Linked DNA regions of Homo sapiens: region 2 is linked to region 1. Evidence: chromatin loops called from intact Hi-C (ENCODE). Cell type or tissue: heart left ventricle. All regions are shown on one strand. Links, peaks and the distances in the headings refer to the core of each region. The heading gives the core; the rest is flanking DNA.

Region 1 (5,388 bases), core at 116-5,115:
TCAGACTAACAGGCAACCTACAGAATGGGAGAAAAATTTTGCAATCTATCCATCTGTCAAAGGGCTAATATCCAGAATCTACAAGGAACTTAAACAAATTTACAAGAAAAAACCCCATCAAAAAGTGGGTGAAGGATATGAACAGATACTTCTCCAAAGGAGACATTTATGCGGCCAACAAACATATGGAAAAAAGCTCATTAGAGAAATGCAAATCAAAACCACAATGAGATACCATCTCACACCAGTTAGAATGGCGATCATTAAGAAGCCAGGAAACAACAGATGCTGGAGAGGATATGGAGAAATAGGAATGCTTTTACACTGTTGGTGGGAGTGTAAATTAGTTCAACCATTGTGGAAGTCAGTGTGGCAATTCCTCAAGGATCTAGAATCAGAAATACCATTTGATCCAGCAATCCCATAACTGGGTATATACCCAAAGGATTGGAAATCATTCTACTATGACACATGCACACATATGTTTATTGCAACACTGTTCACAATAGCAAAGACTTGGAACCAACCCAAATGCCCATCAATAATAGACTGGATAAAGAAAATGTGGAACACCATGGAGTACTATGCAGCCACAAAAAAGGATGAGTTCATGTCCTTTGTCGGGACATGGATGGAACTGGAGACCATCATTCTCAGCAAACTAACACAGGAACAGAAAACCAAACACTGCACGTTCTCACTCTTAAGTGGGAGTTGAACAATGAGAACACATGGACGCAGGAAGGGGAACATCACACACTGGGGCCTGTCAGGGGGTGGGGGGCTAGGGAAGGGATAGCATTAGAAGAAATACCTAATGTAGATGACGGGTTGATGGGTGCAGCAAACCACCATGGCACATGTGGACCTGTATAACAAACCTGCACATTCTACACATGTATCCCAGAACTTAAAGTATAATAATTTTAAAAAGGCCGGCCGTGGCTTCTCACGCCTATAATCCCAGCACTTTGGGAGGCCGAGGCAGGTGGATCACGAGGTCAGGAGTTTGAGACCAGCCTGGCCAAGATGATAAAACCCCATCTCTACTAAAAATACAAAAAGTAGCAGGGTGCAGTGGTGGGCGCCTGAAATCCCAGCTACTTGGGAGGCTGAGGCAGGAGAATCGCTTGAATCTGAGAGGCAGAGATTCCAGTGAGCTGAGATCATGCCACTGCACTCTATCTAGCCTGGGTGACAGAGCAAGAATCCATCTCAAAAAACAAACAAACAAACAATGGACATGCCCATAGGCAGATGAATGGATAAAGAAAATATGGTACTGTATATACATACAATGAAATATTTTACAGCCTTAAAAATGTAGGAAACTCTGCCATTTGTTGCAAGATGGATGAACCTAGAGGACATTATGCTAAGTGAAATAAGCCAGTTAGGGAAAAACAAATGTTGCATGATTCCATTACATAAGGTATCTAAAATTGTCAAACTCATAGAAGCATAGAATACAATAGTGGTTTCCCCATACTGGGGGAATGGGGAAAATGGGGAGTTGTTAAATGGTTATAAAGTTTCAATTATACTAGCTGAATAAGTTCTAGAGATCTGCGGAAAAACATAGTGCCTATAGGCACAGTTAACAATAGATAGTGTGCAATTCAAAATTTATTAAGAAGGTAGATCTTATGTGAAGTGTTCTAGTCATAAATAAACAAAACAAAACAAACAGGCAACAAAAAACAAAAGGGAACTTCGGAAAGTGTTGGATATGTCTGTTACTCCGATTGTGGTAATGGTGTCATATGGTGTTTGCATTAAGCCCAAACCCATCACATTGTACACATTAGACATGTGTAGTTCTTTGTATATCAATTATACCTCAACAAAACTATTAAAAGGGTCAAATTTTAAAAATGAAAATAAAAAATGAATGGCTAAAAAATAAATTAGATATTAATTGCAATGCCAAAAAAATCCCACGATAATAAATTACTGGAAATTACTATCTCCAAAAGAAAGAGTGAGATGGAAGGAGGGGGAGGGCGGTAGAGAGGACATGACTGAAGGAAAAAGAGAAAGAAAGAAAGGAAGAGAAGGGAGGGGAGGGAAGGGGAGGAGAGGAGGAAGAAACTCTCCATGACATAAAAGATGTTCAAGCCTAGGAAATGGCTTTCTTCTTGGCACATCCGTACTGAAAATTTCCTCTTGTTTCACCCTTGGAGACTTTGCTGTTGTTGGCTGGGTCTGCCTGCTCATGCTCCATTTGACTCTGTTGCACAACTCTCATTTCAGTGTTCTGTCAGTTGTGGTGTTGGAATCCAGAGAAGAAAGCAGGTGTGTCAAAGGCTGGCAGCCAAAGGTCGGCGCATCCCCCTCAGTGAGATGATGTGCAGGGATCTACCAGGGCTCCCTCTTGTAAGATCTTGCCAGATGCCTGAGTGCAGTAGTAAGTATGCGGTGTCCGCGCTTCACCAAGATATGCTGATTCTGTTCATTTTGTCCCGATGTCTTTATTTTCCATACGTCAACAGATTTCTAATCTGTGGGTAAGGCAACTCAAGCTGTACTCAGTGTTGTTTTCGGCAGCGATCAGTAGAACGTGGAAGACCAAGATATAGTTCTAAGAAAAGTCTGTTTTAAGAAATGTCCGCCCACTTAACAAATGCATCTTTTAGGCTTCCTCATTTGGATTTATGTCCTCTACTTTACCATAATTCCTTCTGCTTAGAGTTCAGGAGTGTTCCATGTAGAAGTTAAGCCAAAATACCTCCTGGTTCACTTTGCTAGGATTGCATTTGGACTTAATTAAAAGTAGAAGAGCTACGTATTTTTAAGCATTCAAGTATTTTTTCTTGTGTATAATCTAAAATTGGCAAGGATAAAAACATGAAAGAACTTTGATTTAAAAATGGCAGTTTGTACACCTCAATTAATTATGAATAATGAGCTTACTATAAAGAGTTCATATTATGGCTTCATTATAGCCAAAGCTAATATGCATGTAGCATTCATCTGTATTTTCAGTGTACATGATAGAATATATTTTTACACATGAATATGTATGTTTCATATAAGAGTTATGTGGGCCAGGCGCAGTGGCTCACGCCTGTAATCCTAGCACTTTGAGAGACTGAGGTGGGTGGATCATGAGGTCAGGAGATCAAGACCATCCTGGCTAACATGGTTAAACCCCGTCTCTACTAAAAATACAAAAAATTAGCCGGGCTTGGTGGCACACTCCTGTAGTCCCAGCTACTCGAGAGGCTGAGGCAGGAGAATCACTTGAACCTGGGAGGCGGAGGTTGCAGTGAGTCGAGATCGCACCATTGCACTCCAGCCTGGGCGACAGAGTGTGAGACTCTGTCTCAAAAAAAAAAAAAAAAAAAGAAAGAAAGAAAAAAAGAGTTGTGTGTTAAAACATGTAAGCCGAGGGCGGCCATGACAGCCATGACAGCAATTGAAAAGCAGGCAGCAGAGTGGTGGTGAGGAGGTTGGGAAGGGAGGTAGGGAACAGGCATAGTGGAAATAACAGCTTTGGAGTTCATTTACCACTTTTTCACTATCTTTAATTACTCACCTGTGAAATAACATTTATTATATCAGTTACCCTCCTGAACGTTTGGTAAGGAAAAAAATTAAAAATGAACTATTCTTATTTTAATGCTGCTTAGGAGAGGAAAACATATATATATATATGTCTTTTATATATATGTTTTATATATATGTTATATATATATGATATATAACATATATATAAAACTTCAATTTACCAACACCTTTCCTGGAGAAACTCACAAAACAAAATAAGACAAATAATTAAGTTTTTTTTAAGTAGTGACATTTATTGAGCAATTACTATGTGGAGTTCTTTGCATGCATTATCTCATTTAGTCCCCTGAACAACATTGTGAGGCAGATACTATCTCCATCTGGAGATGAGAAACCCAAGCCATAGAAAAGGCATGAGACTTGCCTAAGGCTCCCTGGCTGCCAGCTGAACTGCTTGACCACAAGTCTGTCTGATTCTTTAGCCCACGTTTTTAGCTGCCTCTCTATGCTGATTCATGGACAACATTAACATTTTTTTCCTGAGGAACACATTTCCAAAATCTTGAGTCCAAAAACTTGAGATTCCAAGTTGTAAAGTCTCCTGGAATTCAGGAGTGTCTGTAGCATATGGCGTACTATCATGCTTCGTTCAAGTTGCCTCTCTATCTGATTTTTATTAATTGCGGATGGTTGCATAGCAGTGTGGCTAGACTGTAAAAACTGCCTTAGAGGAGAGTGAAATTAAAGTGATACTGGCAGCTTCCTCTAAAATAATAACAGAATAGCATGTGGAAATACAACGTGGTTATTATGGCATCCAATGTGGTACAAGATGAAATTATAAATTATTTTGGCATGCATTGAGGAGCAGAGAAAATTACAAGTTGTAGGGAGAAAGAAAAAACACAAGAAAAAAAGACAGTAATATTTTTTCTTTACTCCACCCCACTCCTGCCTGCCAAACATGTAGGTCATGAAGGTAGACAAGAGACAGGAATGCATGCTCCCAGCACAGCCAACGCACCCTGAGTTGGGCCCCCACTTCAGCTGTAGCCTCGCCTCACTCCATAATCTTTGATCACTAGCCCTTGCTTGCTGAAATGTAGGTTCTGCTTCTACACTTTCACATAGCATCCTCTTCACCACCATATGACAGAGCAAGAGATGAGGTTGGCATTCTCTTATCCTCTCTACACCGTTTCCCTGCTGTCTTCACACACTTAGCACGTAGATTGCCCCGTCTCATACCTTCAAAGGCACCATGTGCAGACCCTACAAGACACTCTTCACCCTTCTTCAGGACACACCACCACCAGGACCATGATTTCTCTCCAACGTTTCCTAACATCCAAGACAACCAATATCTGTGATGATGACCTTTCTAACACCTGATATCCCAATTTCCCAACCTCATCAATTCCACTGACCCCATCACCTTGGCATGGTAACCCCTTAGACTTCCTCACTACTTGGCACTCAGAATTAGCTTCTTGTTCTGCCTTACCCTCAACTCACTCCTGCTTATTTAGTTAGTGCCTCACCATGACCTCTGGTTCTTCCATATCTCCTTATTATCCCCAGTTTCTGCTCTTGCACTAGAAACCTTAGCCGGCATTCCTTAGGTCTCCACTTAACCAACTCTATCGCCAAATCTTTATACCTTTCATTAACCTCCTGTACTGACCCCTGCTCAGCTTCAACCCTGGTATTACCTTTCAAGTGATTTGTTTGTTGGTGGGTTGGTTCCCTAGCCTGAGCCACCAGGATTTCCTAAAGAAAATAATATCACCGTGCTAATTTGATATGTTTCATATTTATGCTATTTTAGAGGGGCAATAATGGCTTTGTGCCCTATTTTCTAAGAATGCCCTAGAAATT
Region 2 (5,388 bases), core at 163-5,162, 58 kb before region 1:
CTCACATCAGTGAAATGATATTCTTTTTAAGTTCTTCCATGTGCAAAGACGTAGGTAACACAGCCTGTTCCTCTGGTTGTGTTTTGCCCAGACATGGCTCTTTCAATGTATTCCTTTCTTTCTTTAAAAAAAAAAAAATTGGTGAGGGGAGACAAGATTCAGAATTGTATGAACACTATAATATCTTTAATTTAAATAAAAAATAATACATAGAAGGAAATCATGCTGGATTCTGTGTAATTATTTTTTAGTTGCCGTGGGTTTTTTTTTTTTTTTAACCTTTAAGTCACTTCTTGTTACTTTGGACAGAACTAACATTTACTTTTTAACAGGACTTTTAAAAAGATCGTTGAAAACCAACTTGAAATATACAGAAAAACTAGGAGGACATTGAGTATAACCATTATTTGCCCTGCTGGGAGTTTAGGTGAACCTTTTTTTTTTTTTTTTTGAGATGGAGTCTCACTCTGTTACCCAGGCTGGAGTGCAGTGGCACAATCTTGGCTCACTGCAACCTCCACCTCCTTGGTTCAGGCGATTCTCCTGCCTCAGCCTCCCAAGTAGCTGGGATTACAGGCATGCACCACCATGACTGGCTAATTTTTTTTTTTTTTTTTAAGTAGAGACGGAGTTTCGCCATGTTGGCCAGGCTAGTCTCGAACTCCTGACCTCAGGTGATTCGCCCGCCTCAGCCTCCCAAAGTGCTGGGATTACCGGCGTGAGCCACCACGCCTGGCCAAGGTGAACTTTCTTACCTCATCTCCTCTCGAGATTCTCAATCACCAAGATACAGAAGTCCAATTTGAATGAAAATATCTACTTCCCATTAAAACAAAATCCCAATTTTTAATTTTTTATTACCAAGGAGAAAAGAGAGAAAAAATTAATGACCATAAGGTAAAATATGCACATGCTTAGAAACTTTAAACCTTTTAAAAATATAAAGTAAAAACCTCCCTCTTTACACACTCTAGTTCCTGACACTTTCAATTGCTTCCAGAAGAGAGAAATTATACATAAACCAGCATACATACAAACATGCTACATATGGGGCAGTTCATGTACTACGATCTCTTTTTTCTAAAATCAAAAAATAGTATATAGGTATATATAGATAGTGTATGTTATAGACTGTGTGTATGTAGCATATATGTATAATGTATTTATTTCATTTAACAGTCTTCAAGAGAAGACTGTTATCAGTTCATACCTAAACCTATGTCCTTTTAAATGACTACATATTATTACACTGTCGGGATTTCTCGTCTTTAACCAGTCTCCTTCCCAATTCTACCATGAGAGTAGCAGAGAAAGAAAAGACACATCAAATATTAACTCCAGCATTGCCCCATCCTGGGGAGTTGAGCAAGCCCTCACATGGAATCTGAGAATTAGAGAGAAGGGTTCCCCACTAACAATTTTCAACACAATGAACAACATGTTTTGTGTTGATTGATGTTTCTTTGCAGGACACGTATATAGTAATGGCATTTCATTCTGCTGATTGGGGGTGTGCTTTTTTGGACAACTATATTTAAGTCTTGCCTGGGGAAAGAAGGTTGGATGACTCTGTGAGAACCTTACAACCCTGTCTTTCTGAGGTTAGAAATATTAAGCTTTGGAACTGCATCTTAAACAAACATCTTAGCAGTGTTTTCTGAAGTCATTTAGTAGAACATAATCCCACGGACAAGGGTCTATATTCACTTAAGTTTATGAAATGATGCACGTAATATTTCTCTCTTAAGCATTTGTAGTTTGCATTTATATTTCATAGTCTTTGGAAAAGTTTTGCAGTGAATAAATCTGTTGAACATTATCGAGCCCTGAGTTTTCAAAACTTATTCTATTACTGAACTCTTTCTCCTCTATCACTTATTAATATCTCAAGATACAAAGTGTTTTTTCAGAGTATCTTAAATATATCTGTCCCTACGGAATCTGGTTTTCAAAATTCTGTGCAGGGGTCCAGTAAAGGACCAGATAGTAAATGTTTTAGGCATTGTAGGCCAAATGGTTTCTATTGCAAATATTCAGTTCTGTTGTAGCACAAAAGCCATAGACAATAGGTGGAAAAATGAGTGTGGTTATATTCCAGTAAAACTTTAGTTATGCACGGTAAAATTTAATTTTATGTAATTTTCACATGTCACAAAATATCTTTTTTTCTGCCAACCATTTAAAAACATAAAAATGATTCTCAGCTGGTAGGTTGTACCAAAGATAGGTGGGCCAGATTTGACCTGCTAGTCATAGTTTGATGACCTTTGATTTAGTAGATAATAATCCGGAATAAGAATTAAATGCTTTGTTCAGCAAGATTGTGCAATATTTCTTTTGTTTTGAAGAAGATCCAGAAGCTTCGTGCACTTGTGTATTAAACATAAAAGAATATTAAGGCTTCATCCACTCTGTAGAAAGTATTTAAGATACCCTAAAATTTAGCTCCTAAACTTGAGACAGTTTAATACTACTCTGCCCATTACAGAGGATAAGCTCAATACTAATTTACTGAATAAATATTGGTGAAAATCTCCATATTATAAAATAAATTAGATTAGAAATGATCTCCATATGATGGTTTATTTATTACTAAATCTTAAAGAAAACCTTTATAATTTTGCAAAGGCCATAGCACAGATTCGAATTATGAAATGGATGTAAAAGTAGAATATAGTTTAGTGAATTACTCTTTCTGTTGCTAGTAAGATTTGAATGTTTGTTAACTGCATTACTGACCATCAACAAAAGTATAAAATTCCAAATGTGTGGAATTCCACCGAGTGAAGCTGGTTATTTTTGCCTTCGTTGAATGTGTCACTCCTCCTTTTCTGGCCTATATTTAATGACCCTCAGTGTCCTTTTCTGGTGGCTTCCTGGTTTTCCCTAGGTTCATTCCAGAACCCTGGTCAGCCTGCAGTACCACGTGTGGGCCGGGTGTGCAGGTCCGTGAGGTGAAGTGCCGTGTGCTCCTCACATTCACGCAGACTGAGACTGAGCTGCCCGAGGAAGAGTGTGAAGGCCCCAAGCTGCCCACCGAACGGCCCTGCCTCCTGGAAGCATGTGATGAGAGCCCGGCCTCCCGAGAGCTAGACATCCCTCTCCCTGAGGACAGTGAGACGACTTACGACTGGGAGTACGCTGGGTTCACCCCTTGCACAGCAACATGCGTGGGAGGTATTTGAACCTTTGCTTAAGGGACAGTTATGTTGTGTGTTGCTAGTGGTTTGAGAAATTACTCAATCAGGTAAGCCAAATATGCAAATTAGCAAAAGTCTAAAGGAGGTGAAGTCATTCAAATAACTGAAAATGATACTTTTTCTTCTTTTTCTTTCTTTTTTTTTTGTAGTGATTATTTTAGAAAGGAGAGTGGGACTATATACTAACCAAAAAAAGTATATTTGTTTGCCTGAGAATCTGCATGACTGAGATGGTTCATATGAAATAAATAGGAAAATGCAGAATGGATAAGTTAAGGCAATCTTGTTCATAAAGCAGTCTTATAGATTGAGGTAGCCTGGAATTGCAATATCTGATGCAACTCTAGATCAGAGTTTGTCCTCAGAAAATATTTGGGTTCATATCCGCACATTGGGCCAGCACCTAGGGGAACAAACTAATCACCATGATTTATGTTTGTGTACATAGAGGGTGACATACACAGCCAGGAAACCCTGTTAGGATTAGAAAGTGGTTGTATAGCCAGGTGACCCCTTTGGGGTGAGAAGTTGGCCCCCTGATGATTTATACAATCTAGGATCCAAAAGGGAGTGAAGGAGTGGTTAACAGGAGTCCAGAGAGCCACTCTTGAGGGCTCTGTTGAAAGTAAAAAGATAGAAATAACAAATAAGAAAACTATATCTTTTACTTACATGAAGGAGACTGGGTCTGACCAGGAATCCAGAGCCCCTGTCACCCCGTCCCCTCATCCTTTGACCCCTGACTGTGCCTTCCAGCCAGCTGCTATGTAAAGAGCTTGGTGCCTGAATGTGCTCTGCTCTTGATCCAGCCAATGGTGGGAAAAACACAAGGAGATGCTGTCTTAGAGCTCTTGGCTCAAGATCATGCTTTACTCCTCCCAACAGTCTTGAGCCCATTACTTGAAACTCCCTATCAAGTTGTGGAGCTCATGGCCCATTCATTGTGCCTGAACCCCTCACTCTTGAGCCTGAATTCTCAATCCTTATCATTCAGTCTCTATGGCTTGATTGTATCTGTTTTTCTCTTTCCTGTCTAATTCAACTTCTATACCTGCGTATCCTTGCCACTTTTTGTATAACATTGCTAGCCTGGCAGTAAACCCGGCTAAAGTGGCATGTGCCTTACCCCCAGGCTGCCCCTAAACTACTGCCTTGCGGACAGAGTTGCACATGTGGACTTTAGGTGCCTTAGCTGCCTCTGGACTCTTTCTCCCCTTACTTGCTTCTGTCTGGTTGCTAAAAGTCCATGCCATCTAGCTAGGAATTTAGCCTCTCTGGTTTAGTTGAACCTTAAACATCTGCTGCATCTCTTCCCTCCACAGCACATTGTCTGGGTTGCCCCCCACACTGCCTTGTGTCTGTTCTTGCCCAAGCCAAACTCCTGCCTGCTCTTGAGTTCAGAACCCTGGACACGTTTTTGTTTGTTTGTTGTTTTTTGTTTGTTTGGTTTTGTTTGTTTGTTTGTTTGTTTGTTTTTTGTTTTTTGTGGGTTTTTTTATGTCTTGGAAACCTTAACTCTAACATGCCCTTGGCAATTTGGGAACTGGTGCTTTCTCTTGATGAGTTTGGGGAAACCCTCTAGAGATAGCCACGGAGATGCAAAGATGGTCCCCTATTCAGTCACAATAATACATGCCTGGAACTTCCTACTGTATGTCTACAAAATGCCAGCTGTCTCCATTGCTTCTGAGTCACCACATTGCTGCAGTCTCACTAGAGACTTGGAGCTGTGTCTTTCATTAGGAGAGCAGAAGCAAGCCCAGCTGTTGCTTGCACACCCCAACATCTACCTTGTAATCTCAAGCTTTTAGGTGCTGTTGGTAGAATCCCTGTTTCATCTTCTTCTCCTGACTGGCAAGATCCCCTCAAGTTGGGAAAGCATAGCATGCTGGGTACTTGGAACTCAGCAGACCAATCAGAGTTGCTCAAAGAGAGATGACCAGGTGAATTCTAATTCAGCTGAGAGAGACTGCTGTCAGAGCTCATTTTTGGAGCCTTTTACTAAAATACTAGAATCTACCTTGTGTTCTCAGTACCCACTGAGATGGCCCTAGATTCCACCTCTAGGATGGCTGAACTCATGTGATAAATTCCTCTTTTGTTTTTTTTCAGTAACAGCTTTATCGAGATAGAATGCGCACACTGTACAATTTATGCATTTAAAGTATACAATGTAGTGGTTTCTAGT

The links. Peaks named below come from ENCODE experiments on the same cell type or tissue, not always from the same donor. Only the 100,000 strongest peaks of a DNase experiment are listed, where the experiment ranks them.
Region 2: it touches region 1 in a loop (2.8-fold over the local background); 2 of 110 quality-filtered maps call a loop at or near these places.

The regions. Positions count from the first base shown.
Region 1 is chr15:83,968,231-83,973,618 of GRCh38, forward strand. It overlaps ADAMTSL3 (ADAMTS like 3), which reads left to right. Exons shown (of 30, transcript NM_207517.3): 20 at 2,254-2,407. Among named protein-coding and RNA genes, the nearest start is that of GOLGA6L4, 260 kb to the right of the region's middle. In heart left ventricle, for the core only: no CTCF peak of the experiment used is centred there; a DNase peak (open chromatin) is centred at 2,325.
Region 2 is chr15:83,910,202-83,915,589 of GRCh38, forward strand. ADAMTSL3 (ADAMTS like 3) reads left to right here. Exons shown (of 30, transcript NM_207517.3): 16 at 2,891-3,177. Among named protein-coding and RNA genes, the nearest start is that of ADAMTSL3, 260 kb to the left of the region's middle. In heart left ventricle, for the core only: no CTCF peak of the experiment used is centred there; a DNase peak (open chromatin) is centred at 3,050.